Linked DNA regions of Mus musculus: region 1 is linked to region 2. A link is a loop called in an ENCODE intact Hi-C map of the cell type or tissue named here. Cell type or tissue: heart. All regions are shown on one strand.

Region 1 (5,000 bases), 130 kb before region 2:
TTGCGACAGGACTTCTCTATAGAAAGCATGACTTCAGAGGCTATAGAGATGGCTCAATGGCTAAGAGTCATCACTTAGTGAGTTTAAGTTCAATTCCTAGCACCCACATTGTGGCTCAATCTGCTTGCAGCTCAGCTCTAGAGGATCCAAAGCCCTCTGCTGTAGCCCCAAAACACACACACAAAATAAAAACATATCCTTTTTAATTAAAAAAAAAAAAAAGGCCTTGACAAGATCTCAAGTGCAAAATAAGAGAACAATATCTTTTGTTATAACTAGGGGCTATTTAACAGAAACAAACTCACACTGTAGACCAGGCTGGCCTCAAACTAAGATCACCTGCCTCTGCCTCCCAAGTGCTGGGATTACAGGCCTGCGCCACCAATGCCCAGCTAGTAATCTATTTTTATATTTCATTACGCATGAAAAATTGGGTATTATTCTTAAAGAAATGTATAGCCTGGACAAGTTACTTTGATTCTCCAATGACAGTCTTTATGCATAGTCACTGTGACATTCAAAAAATGATTCACTGAGTCACATTCCAACTGTGCTATTCGAGATTAGAGTCCAAGTTTCTCCTGCAGGTAATAAGGCTCACAAAGACACAATGCTAAGAACTTACCGTTGCTTTGTCTAGAACTTTCACGGAATCCTCGTCAGCGACTTTGTGTTTCCGAAGGGCTTCTTCCAGGGTCCAGAGAGGCAGGTTCTCCCACTTCCCAAACACCACAAGATCGATGTCACTGTAGGGACACGTGTGAGGTTTCAAGAAGCATCAATCAGGTCTCTATTGTAGCTGACAATTATGCTTACCAACTTTAAGTTAGGGTAACAAGAATCCCTTTCCCTCTCTGCTTCAGAGCATCAGTGTGCTGATGGTAAGTTTTGGAAGGGAAGCAGAGGAGAGGGGAGGGGAGGGGAGGGGAGGTGAGGGGAGGGGAGGGGAGGGGAGGGGAGAGGAGGGGAGAGGAGAGGAGAGGAGAGGAGAAGCAGGGAGTGTCAATTTTAGCAACCTCATACCCTCAGGTATTTCACAGATCTCAGGCCCCAGGACATGAGATAATGCTGACAGAAACAAAACCTCAAACATATTAAATTCTATTAGTGAATGGTTTTTTGGTTTGTTTGGTTTTTCCTAGAGCCTTCTGGTATTAAACTTCACGTGTGCTGCCTCAATGAGATGTGACCTGACTATTAAGCTGCATAAAGCCAGAGCATCATGCTGGCTCTCAGTGTGTAAATACACGCATTTACTTCCAATCTCATTATTTATGTGCCTTTTCCATATCTCACCTATGACAACTGTTCTCACCAAGCTTTAGGACAGCCCAGACTACACAGAGACCCTATCTCAAAAACAATAAACAAACAAGCCCCATTTCTACTCAGACATATTCAATAGCCCCAGTGGACAATAATCCCTTCAAAATAATAATCCTTCAAAACTTCATCAACATACTAACCTGGTAGGTAAATACAGGCCAGTTTTAAAACTTCCAAATATCTGGACCTAGAACAAGGGAAGAAAAATCACATTAAGGTGCCTACAGAGAAATGCACGTCCCTTTTGTCCTCTACTGGTGTTTTAGAATGGACAGGTCCAAATACAAGGCTTTCCTAAAGTAGGGACACCATGCCTCACGGGCATTCACTCAGAGCATGGCTTATAATCTAAATCAGAGACGTTGAGGCCATTGAGATGGCTCAGCAGTTGAAGATGCTCGCTATGCAAGCCTGATGCCCAGACCACATATAGAGGTAGACAAAACCTGACTATAAAAACTGTCCTCACCCTATAGGTGGAACAACATTATGAACTAACCAGTACCCCGGAGCTCTTGACTCTAGCTGCATATGTATCAAAAGATGGCCTAGGCGGCCATCACTGGAAAGAGAGGCCCATTAGACACGCAAACTTTATATGCCCCAGTACAGGGGAACGCCAGGGCCAAAAAAAGGGGAGTGGGTGGGTAGGGGAGTGGGGGTGGGTGGCTATGGGGGACTTTTGGTATAGCATTGGAAATGTAAATGAGCTAAATACCTAATAAAAAATGGGAAAAAAAAACTGTCCTCTGACTTCTACACACATGCCTACATATACATATAATAATATACATGTGTACACATTATACAGAAGTTTCACAAGTTATGTTTCAAAGGCTAGTTAGTATTCTTTTACAAGATAAGGAATGTCACAAATCCTTAATTCTGTCCTCTCTGCAGGAGTTCTCTCATGAATTCAGAATATTTAGCTGCTGACCATGTGCTGATGTGTAGGTCAGTGCGAGAGAGTACCAGGAGCAGTCTATACAAGATCCTGATGTGCTATCAACTGAGAATCTTGGTCCACTGAGGACAGAGGCACCCAGGCAATTATACATGTGTCTGTAAGCCAAGTCAGGAAAATGCTAAACCATTCTGGTAAAAAAAAAAAAAAAAAAAAAAAAAAAGTTCCGGGAACCTAGCCGTATCTCTGCACTTCTATTTGTATGAATACAATTGCCTACCTCAGAAAGGTTTCGGAAAGATGGAGGCATCTTAACCTGGGGCAGGTTCTCCCTTGCTATAGGGTCTGTGCAGGTCATGGCACTGCCAGCAGCTTCCCTTTCTAGCCACTAGATGTCAGCAGTGCTTACAGAGGCATGCCAGGCGGAGCCATCTCTGCTGTGCCCCAGTGCAGTGAAGGGCACCTGTGCCTTCCCTTCTATTCTTTACCTATATTTGAACTTCTTTCTTTTGCCAAATGGACAAACCTGGCCCTGGCTTCCCTTACATCACTTCAGGAAGGTCTAAGGAATCTATGCAACAAAGTCAGTTACTCTTTGCTCAGGGAGGATTCTACAGCAGACCTGAAAGAATCCCTAAAAAATTAAGTATTAATGCCAATAATAAGAGATACACACGGGGCTGGAGGGATGGCTCAGCGGTTAAGAGCACTGACTGCTCTTCCAGAGGTGCTGAGTTCAATTCCCAGCAACCACATGGTGGCTCACAACCATCTGTAATGAGATCTGATGCCCTCTTCTGGTGTATCTGAAGACGGCTACTGTGTACTCACATACATAAAATAAATAAATAAATAATCTTAAAAAAAAAAAAAAAAAAAAAAAGAGATACACACAAAGTGGAGACTAAGGCAACAAATCTGCTCACTGACTGAGTAATCAAAAGAAGTTGGCCCGGGGAACAAAGAGTGGTTTGCAATGAGAGGCATACACTCGCCTGCATTTGCCCAAGACAGTCAACTTCAAGTAGCAAAAGAAATGCCGTCAGCTACAAGCCAACTGCAATGTTTACACTGACGGGCTAGAGTAAAAACAAAGATGAAGCCTTGATAAATCCCTTCCAGCAACTAACTACTGTACTGAGGCTGGACCTCTCTTTTCCTTGCATTAATAAGCCTAAGTTCTGTCCACTTTATTGGGTGCTACTCAGAACTGAGAGGAAGAGGTTTAGAGTAAAGCATCTGAGTGGAAGAAAGTCATCAACAAACCCCAAAGTCTACAGGCTGCAGGTCCCTGTTTGCCTTTAAGATGTGATTTGACCAAAGCTGGGTGTGGCACATGTCTGGGAAGCTTAAGGAGGCTTGAGTTCAGGGCTAGCCATGGGTATGACATCGTAAGACCCTGCTGCAAAATAAAGTAGACTACCTCTACCAAAGCACTTACAGTGTGAGTGAGTCTCTATGAGAGACAGTCTGGGGCAGGCTCTGCCTCAAGCCCAGGTCCAGGACAAGTACTCACATCAGCACTGGGCCAGAGCTCTTTAATCACACTCTCGATCCTGCTCACTACCTCCATCCGCATCTTCTCTTCCTCGGGTCTGGGAGACATGTACTCATAAAAATCACTGATTTCTTCATGCAGACTGAAGAAAAAAGCAGAAAGCAAATGTGAGGCGGGCCGATCCAATATGAAGTCAGTTTCATGAATAATCTTAAAAGTCTTATAATTCGGGGGGAGGGTATGAGGGACTTTTGGGATCGCATTGAAAATGTAATTGAGGAAAATACGTAATAAAAAAATAGTAAAAAAAAGTCTTATAATTCAGCTGATGAATTTATACTTGCAATTTTTGCCTTCATTTTAATATTATAATCATACAAGTTAAAGAGGTAATATACAGAATTTAATTAAAAGAAAGTAAGAAATCCCTTGTGTGTTCCTCTACTAAGCTGTAGGTGAGTTTTTGCCTTCCTTTTTCTTTTTAAAGTCATACAGGCCAGGTCTCATACTCTGCAGGCATAGACCAGGAAGGCAGGCCCTGAGCCCAGGCAGCAGAGCTTCCTGACTATCCCACCTCGCCACAAGGAGCAAAACAGTATGGCACTTGCTTAATGAATTAACTGTCAAATGAACAAGCTAGTCAGTGACCCAGCAGTGCCCTGAGAAGAATGTCAGGCAGAGAAGGGCTCTGAGAAAGCTGCAGGCTTCCAGAGACTACAGTGGGCAAGGCATGAAACCAAAGCATCTCATGTAGACAGGCCCGTCAGGAAGGGAATACAGGCTCAGGATAACGACAAAGCTAAGAAGGTCAGGCTAGGCTGAAGGTGTGGCTTGGTGGTAGAGCATGCGCCCTGGTATGTTCAATGAAAAGAGAAGGGGAGAGAAAGAGAGGGAGCCGGGCTTGGTGGCACACACCTTTATTCCCAGCACTCGGGAGGCAGAGGCAAGTGGATTTCTGAGTTCGAGGCCAGCCTGGTCTACAGAGTGAGTTCCAGGACAGCCAGGGCTATACAGAGAAACCCTGTCTTGAAAAAAAAGCAAAAGAGAGAAGGAAGGGAAAGAAAAGAAAAGGGGAAATTAAAAGGGAGGGTTGGAGAGACTACAATGTGAGCATTTAAGAAGATCGTATCAGATGGACAGAGCAGCAAGGCCTAGAACACATCATCACAGAAGACCTAGGACAGAAGCTCGGAAACACTGTACACACAGACAGCTGGCTGGGAACAAGACAACTGGGCCTTGGGCAGAACCAAAGACACTCCTTGCTTCCAA
Region 2 (5,000 bases):
TTATCATGTTTTTAATGAAAGTTACAGCCGGGCGTGGTGTCGCACGCCTTTAATCCCAGCACTTGGGAGGCAGAGGCAGGCGGATTTCTGAGTTCGAGGCCAGCCTGGTCTACAAAGTGAGCTCCAGGACAGCCAGAGCTATACTGAGAAACCCTGTCTTGAAAAACCAAAAAATAAAAAAAGAAAGTTACAACTTTTTTTTTTTTGGTTTTGGTTTTTTGGTTTGTTTGTTTTTTTATTTTTATTTATTTATTTATTTATTTATTTATTTTTATTTTTCGAGACAGGGCTTCTCTGTATAGCCTTGGTTGTCCTGAAACTCACTCTGTAGACCAGGCTGGCCTCAAACTCAGAAATCTTTCAGCCGGGTGGTGCTGGGATTAAAGGCGTGTGCCACCACCACCCAGCTGAAAGTTACAACTTTTAATTAAAAATATGTCTCTTAAGGCTGGAGAAATGGCTCAACCGGCTGCTCTTCTACAAGTCCCATGTTCAATTCCCAGCACCCACATGACAACTTACAACCCTCTATAACTCCAGTCCTAGAGAATCTTTTGGGGACTGCACATATGTAGTATACAAACATATGTGCAGGCAAAACACCCATACATAAAATAAAAAAAAAATATTATTGGAGGTGGGGTTGGAGAGATAGCTCAAAAGTTAAGAGCACTTGTTCTTGCAGAGAACCTGGGTTCAGTCCCCAGCACCCACACAATAGCTTATAATCACTAGCAACTCCTGTTGCAGGATATAAGGTACCCTCTTCTGGACTCTGCAGGCAACAGGCATGCACTTAAAATTAAAAAATATGTATTTTCATAAAAAATAACAATTCAACCATATAAAATAGTCTCTCCTTTTAGGGTAGCCAGTTATAATTTCCTTTTTCTTTAAAAAATTATTTAGTGTGTGTGTGTAGCTGCATGGTATATATAGGCATGCATGTCATAGCACAGCACAAATGTGAAGGTCAGAAGAGAAGTTTGTGGAGTCTGCCCTCTCCTTCCCCTTTAAATGGCTTCTGAAGATGCAACTGAGGGATATAGGCTTGAACGGCATACACCAGAGCTATCTTGCCAGCTCATAATTTTCTTAAGTACTTCTGTGTAATACGTTGTCAACAGCACTAAGTAATACATTTAAAAGTTGTCTAGCCAGGCTTGGTGGCTCACGCCTTTAATCCCAGCACTCAGGAGGCAGAGGCAGAGGCAGGTGGATTTCTGAGTTCGAGGCCAGCCTGGTCTACAGAGCGAGTTCCAGGACAGCCAGGGCTATACAGAGAAACCCTGTCTGGAAAAACAACAACAACAACAACAACAAAAAACAAAAACAAAAACAAAAAAAGTTGTCTAAACTCAGAAATCTTATAGCTTAGTAAAACAAGGATTTACTAGTCAAAAGTTTTAAAGAAAGGGAGTCGTTCCTACTTAGGAATAAAGCTATCAACCACACTTTATTTTCCCTTAGAAAGCATTCAGCAACTTACTTCTCCAACGTCCAGTGGCAGGTTGCAAGCAATGAATATATTCAGTAAGTCTTCTTTCGAAAGCCTTGAGATCTAGGTAAAGAGAATTCAGTTCTCTATCTGCTCTTTCTAGTCCGAAATGAAATTTGATAAAATGAAATTTTAGATCGACAAACTCCAACAGGTCTTGCACATCAAATTACTTGTGTCACGCACCGTTTGCTTATATAATAACAATTTTAAGTACACAACAAAAACATCATTTTTCGTTCATCCCAATTTCTGGAAACCAGTTGGTCTACTTTTAGAAGCTTGAAAACTGGTATGCTGGAAGACCAGCAGCAACTTCAGCCAAGAGTCAAAAGCTAAAACTGGGGGGTGCGGTGGAGGGTGTTTACAAATAAATGGACCAAACTCCAGCTTAATTCTAATTCTGTGGAACCAAGAACTTCCTGTTGAAACATCAAAATCCATGAGGTCTAATTGACTGCAATTATCCGATTCCGGCCCTAGCTCTTATCATTAATTGATGGCTATGTAGTATGGGCTTACTAGACTTCCATACACAGATAACGGGCTGTACAAACATACTCCCTTATCCTCCTAGGAATGGGTCGCCGGTGAACGTCCGGCCAGCAGCAGCGCCTACGCCTTGTGCTGTGGCAGAGCGTACCTCTGAATGAAGTAGGGTGTTATTCCCACAGAGGTGTTTTTTAAAAAATCAAAATAAAACAAAACTTTGAAAGGCCAAGAGTACATCTAAATTCCGGCAATTACAGAAGCCAAGGAAGAAATTAGGGTTACGGTTCGTTAGGTTGTCAAACAGAAAATGAATTCGCACTCTATAACTCGCAAGGGCTCGTCACTGAGACGGGGGGGCCCCCGAGCCCCTGCGGGGGGGGAAGGCGGCACCCCTCGGCGGCCGTGCGCCCCGCGTCCCCGCCACGCCGCCCTCGCGACCTCCTCAGCCTCGGGACGGGACCCGGCGGAAGACACACTCTACCTTCCGCTTGTTCCAGCGAGTTCATGTCGGGCGGCAGCTCCGGTCACCGCCACGGCCCGGTCCTCATCGCAGCCCGCCCTCCCCGCCCCGCCGACAGCGCCAACTCCCACCTCTAACCGCTCCCTTCAGCCCCTCCGTTTGGCACCGCCCATTTTCTAGAAACGTTGAGTTTATTGGGTAGCTCATCCAGACCCCTCAACTAAACTAGTTTTCTATTGGCTAATTTCAGCAAACGCCTTCGGGAACCCAGCGCTAGATGTTCAACTGGAAGGGCCGAGAATAGCGAGCAGCTAGGCTGATATAGCCATGGCGCCGCCTCCTGCCTCGGGGAGGAACTGAATTCTGTCCAAGCATACTTTATTTTTAAGCTTGGTTGCTTTCTTAGTTCTTAAAACAATGATTGAGCGCCCACTAACTTCTGGGCAGTATTTTGGTTGCTAAGGAGAGACCACCAATCTATCCCTGCCCTCAAGGAACTAAAGAGAAACTGAGATATGTTCAGCAGTAAGTACTAGAAGCGCCCCCAAGCAGATTTCCTTGATTTTGATTTCTCTTCTTTAGATATCCAATTCCTTAAGGAAGGATTTCTTTCTTGGTTATTTTCTCCTCATGTCGTCCAATATAGTCATAAAGAATGCACAAAGTGCCGGGCGGTGGTGGCGCATACCTTTAATCCCAGCACTTGGGAGGCAGAGGCAGGTGGATTTCTGAGTTCGAAGCTAGCCTGGTCTACAGAGTGAGTTCCAGGACAGCCAGGGCTAAGAGAAACCCTGTCTCGAAAAACAAACAAACAAAAAAAAAAAAACCAAAAAAACAAAAACAAAAACCAAAAAACAACAACAAAAAACAAAACAAAACAAAAAAAGAATGCACAAAGTATGTCTTTGTAAGTATAACAAAAATATGTACAGGGTTAGCAAAATTAACATTTGATTAAAATGACCTGTTATTTCTGTTTATTTCCTGGTGGTCATTGATTCATTCAAGAGGTATTTATTGCATGACATGCTACGCATTGTATTTGTCCCATATTACATTATATTTATGACCACGGTAGATAAGATTGCATTCCTCACAGTGAAAGGTTTCAGGGAGCAATAAACATAAAAGTAGGCAACTGATTTCAGATAACAGTAGCTCTATGGAAAAAGCAACCAATATTAAAGACAGGAGGAAGGAGGTCCAGAAGTGTTGCAAGGAAGTTTGAGCTGAGAGGCCCAAGAAGACGGAAAGGATCCAGCCACACAGATCAGGGCTGAGAAGGTCTTTGAGCAACACCGCCATGTTCCCAAAATTGATACATTGTGTGTTTTACTAATCAACCTTTGCCCTAACTCACTTATCAGCTCCTGACTCCTTTGTTTTATAGACTCCTCTACCCTAGTAGCACTTTCTAAACTTTCCCATTAAGGAGCCTTCTCTGGTCCAAACCCTTTACATGCATTATCTCATTTAAACTTTTACGATGACTTGTTTGTTTTAGAGATGGAGTTTTTCTCTGTAGATTAAGCTGGTCATGAACTTGCTACAAAGGTCCATTCTGGCTTCAAACTTGCAGTCCTCCTGCTTAAGCCTTTCAAGTATTCAGGTGTGAGTTGCCAAGCCTGACTTAAAGATGTGTGTGTGTGTGTGTGTGTGTGTGTGTGTTATGTTTTTTTCCAAACAAGGTTTCTCTGTATAGCAACCTTGACTGTCCTGGAACTCACTTTGTAGAGTAAGCTAGCCTAGAACTCAGAGACCTACCTGCAGTGCTGGGATTAAAAGCATGGTACCATCATGCCCAGCTTCGAGATGAATTTTTAATGTTATGGATCAAAACCTATGAGTTATAAAATATACTTATTAGATGATGACATCTTGATGTTTTGAGCCAGGGTCAGACATATTCCTGGCTGTTTTGTAACTCTCTATGTTGACCAGGTAGGTTTTGAGTTCACAGAGATTTTCTTGCCTTTGCTGGGATTAAAGGAATGCTACACTACACCCTTGCCCATAGCCATTACTTTTTTTTTTTTTTTTTTTTTTTTTTTTGAGACAGGGTTTCTCTGTGTAGCCCTGGCTGTCCTGGAACTCAGAAATCCACCTGCCTCTGCCTCCCAAGTGCTTAAAGTAATTAAAGGCGTGCGCCACCACCACCCGGCGCCATTTCTTTTAAGAACAGAGGCAGCTGAGTGTGGTGGTACAAACGTTAAGTCCCAGCACTCAGGAGGCAGAGGCAGGCAGATTTACCCAGGGAGCTCCAGGCTAGCAAGACTACACAGTGAACTCTGTCTTTTTGGTTTTTGTTTTTTCTTCAAGACAGGGTTTCTCTGTGTAGCCTTGGCTGTCTAGAATCTTGCTCTATAGATCAGACTGGTCCAGATCTGTCCCCCAACCCCCTGCTATCCGACTTTTGCACATCCCATACCTCCTCCCCACCCCTCACTGGCTGTTCTTGCAAAGGACCCAGGTTCAATTCCCAGCACTCACATGGCGGCTAATAAGTGTCTGTAACTCCAAATCCAGGCGTCTAATGCCGTCTTCTGTCCT

Evidence for each region. Peaks named below come from ENCODE experiments on the same cell type or tissue, not always from the same donor. Only the 100,000 strongest peaks of a DNase experiment are listed, where the experiment ranks them.
Region 1: it touches region 2 in a loop (3-fold over the local background); 7 of 42 quality-filtered maps call a loop at or near these places.

The regions. Positions count from the first base shown.
Region 1 is chr8:88,242,111-88,247,110 of GRCm38, reverse strand. Tent4b (terminal nucleotidyltransferase 4B) reads right to left here. Exons shown (of 12, transcript NM_001372333.1): 2 at 3,747-3,870; 3 at 1,467-1,513; 4 at 626-746. Among named protein-coding and RNA genes, the nearest start is that of Tent4b, 45 kb to the right of the region's middle. In heart, a CTCF peak has its summit at 2,613 (motif pointing right); a DNase peak (open chromatin) is centred at 2,620.
Region 2 is chr8:88,116,341-88,121,340 of GRCm38, reverse strand. It overlaps Cnep1r1 (CTD nuclear envelope phosphatase 1 regulatory subunit 1), which reads right to left and starts at 2,582. Exons shown (of 6, transcript NM_029074.3): 1 at 2,472-2,582; 2 at 1,490-1,561. The coding sequence starts at 2,496. It overlaps Gm2716 (predicted gene 2716), which reads left to right and starts at 2,734. Exons shown (of 8, transcript NR_151771.1): 1 at 2,734-2,975. In heart, CTCF peaks have their summits at 2,574 and 2,775; a DNase peak (open chromatin) is centred at 2,660; H3K4me3 peaks cover 1,985 bases; H3K27ac peaks cover 1,064 bases.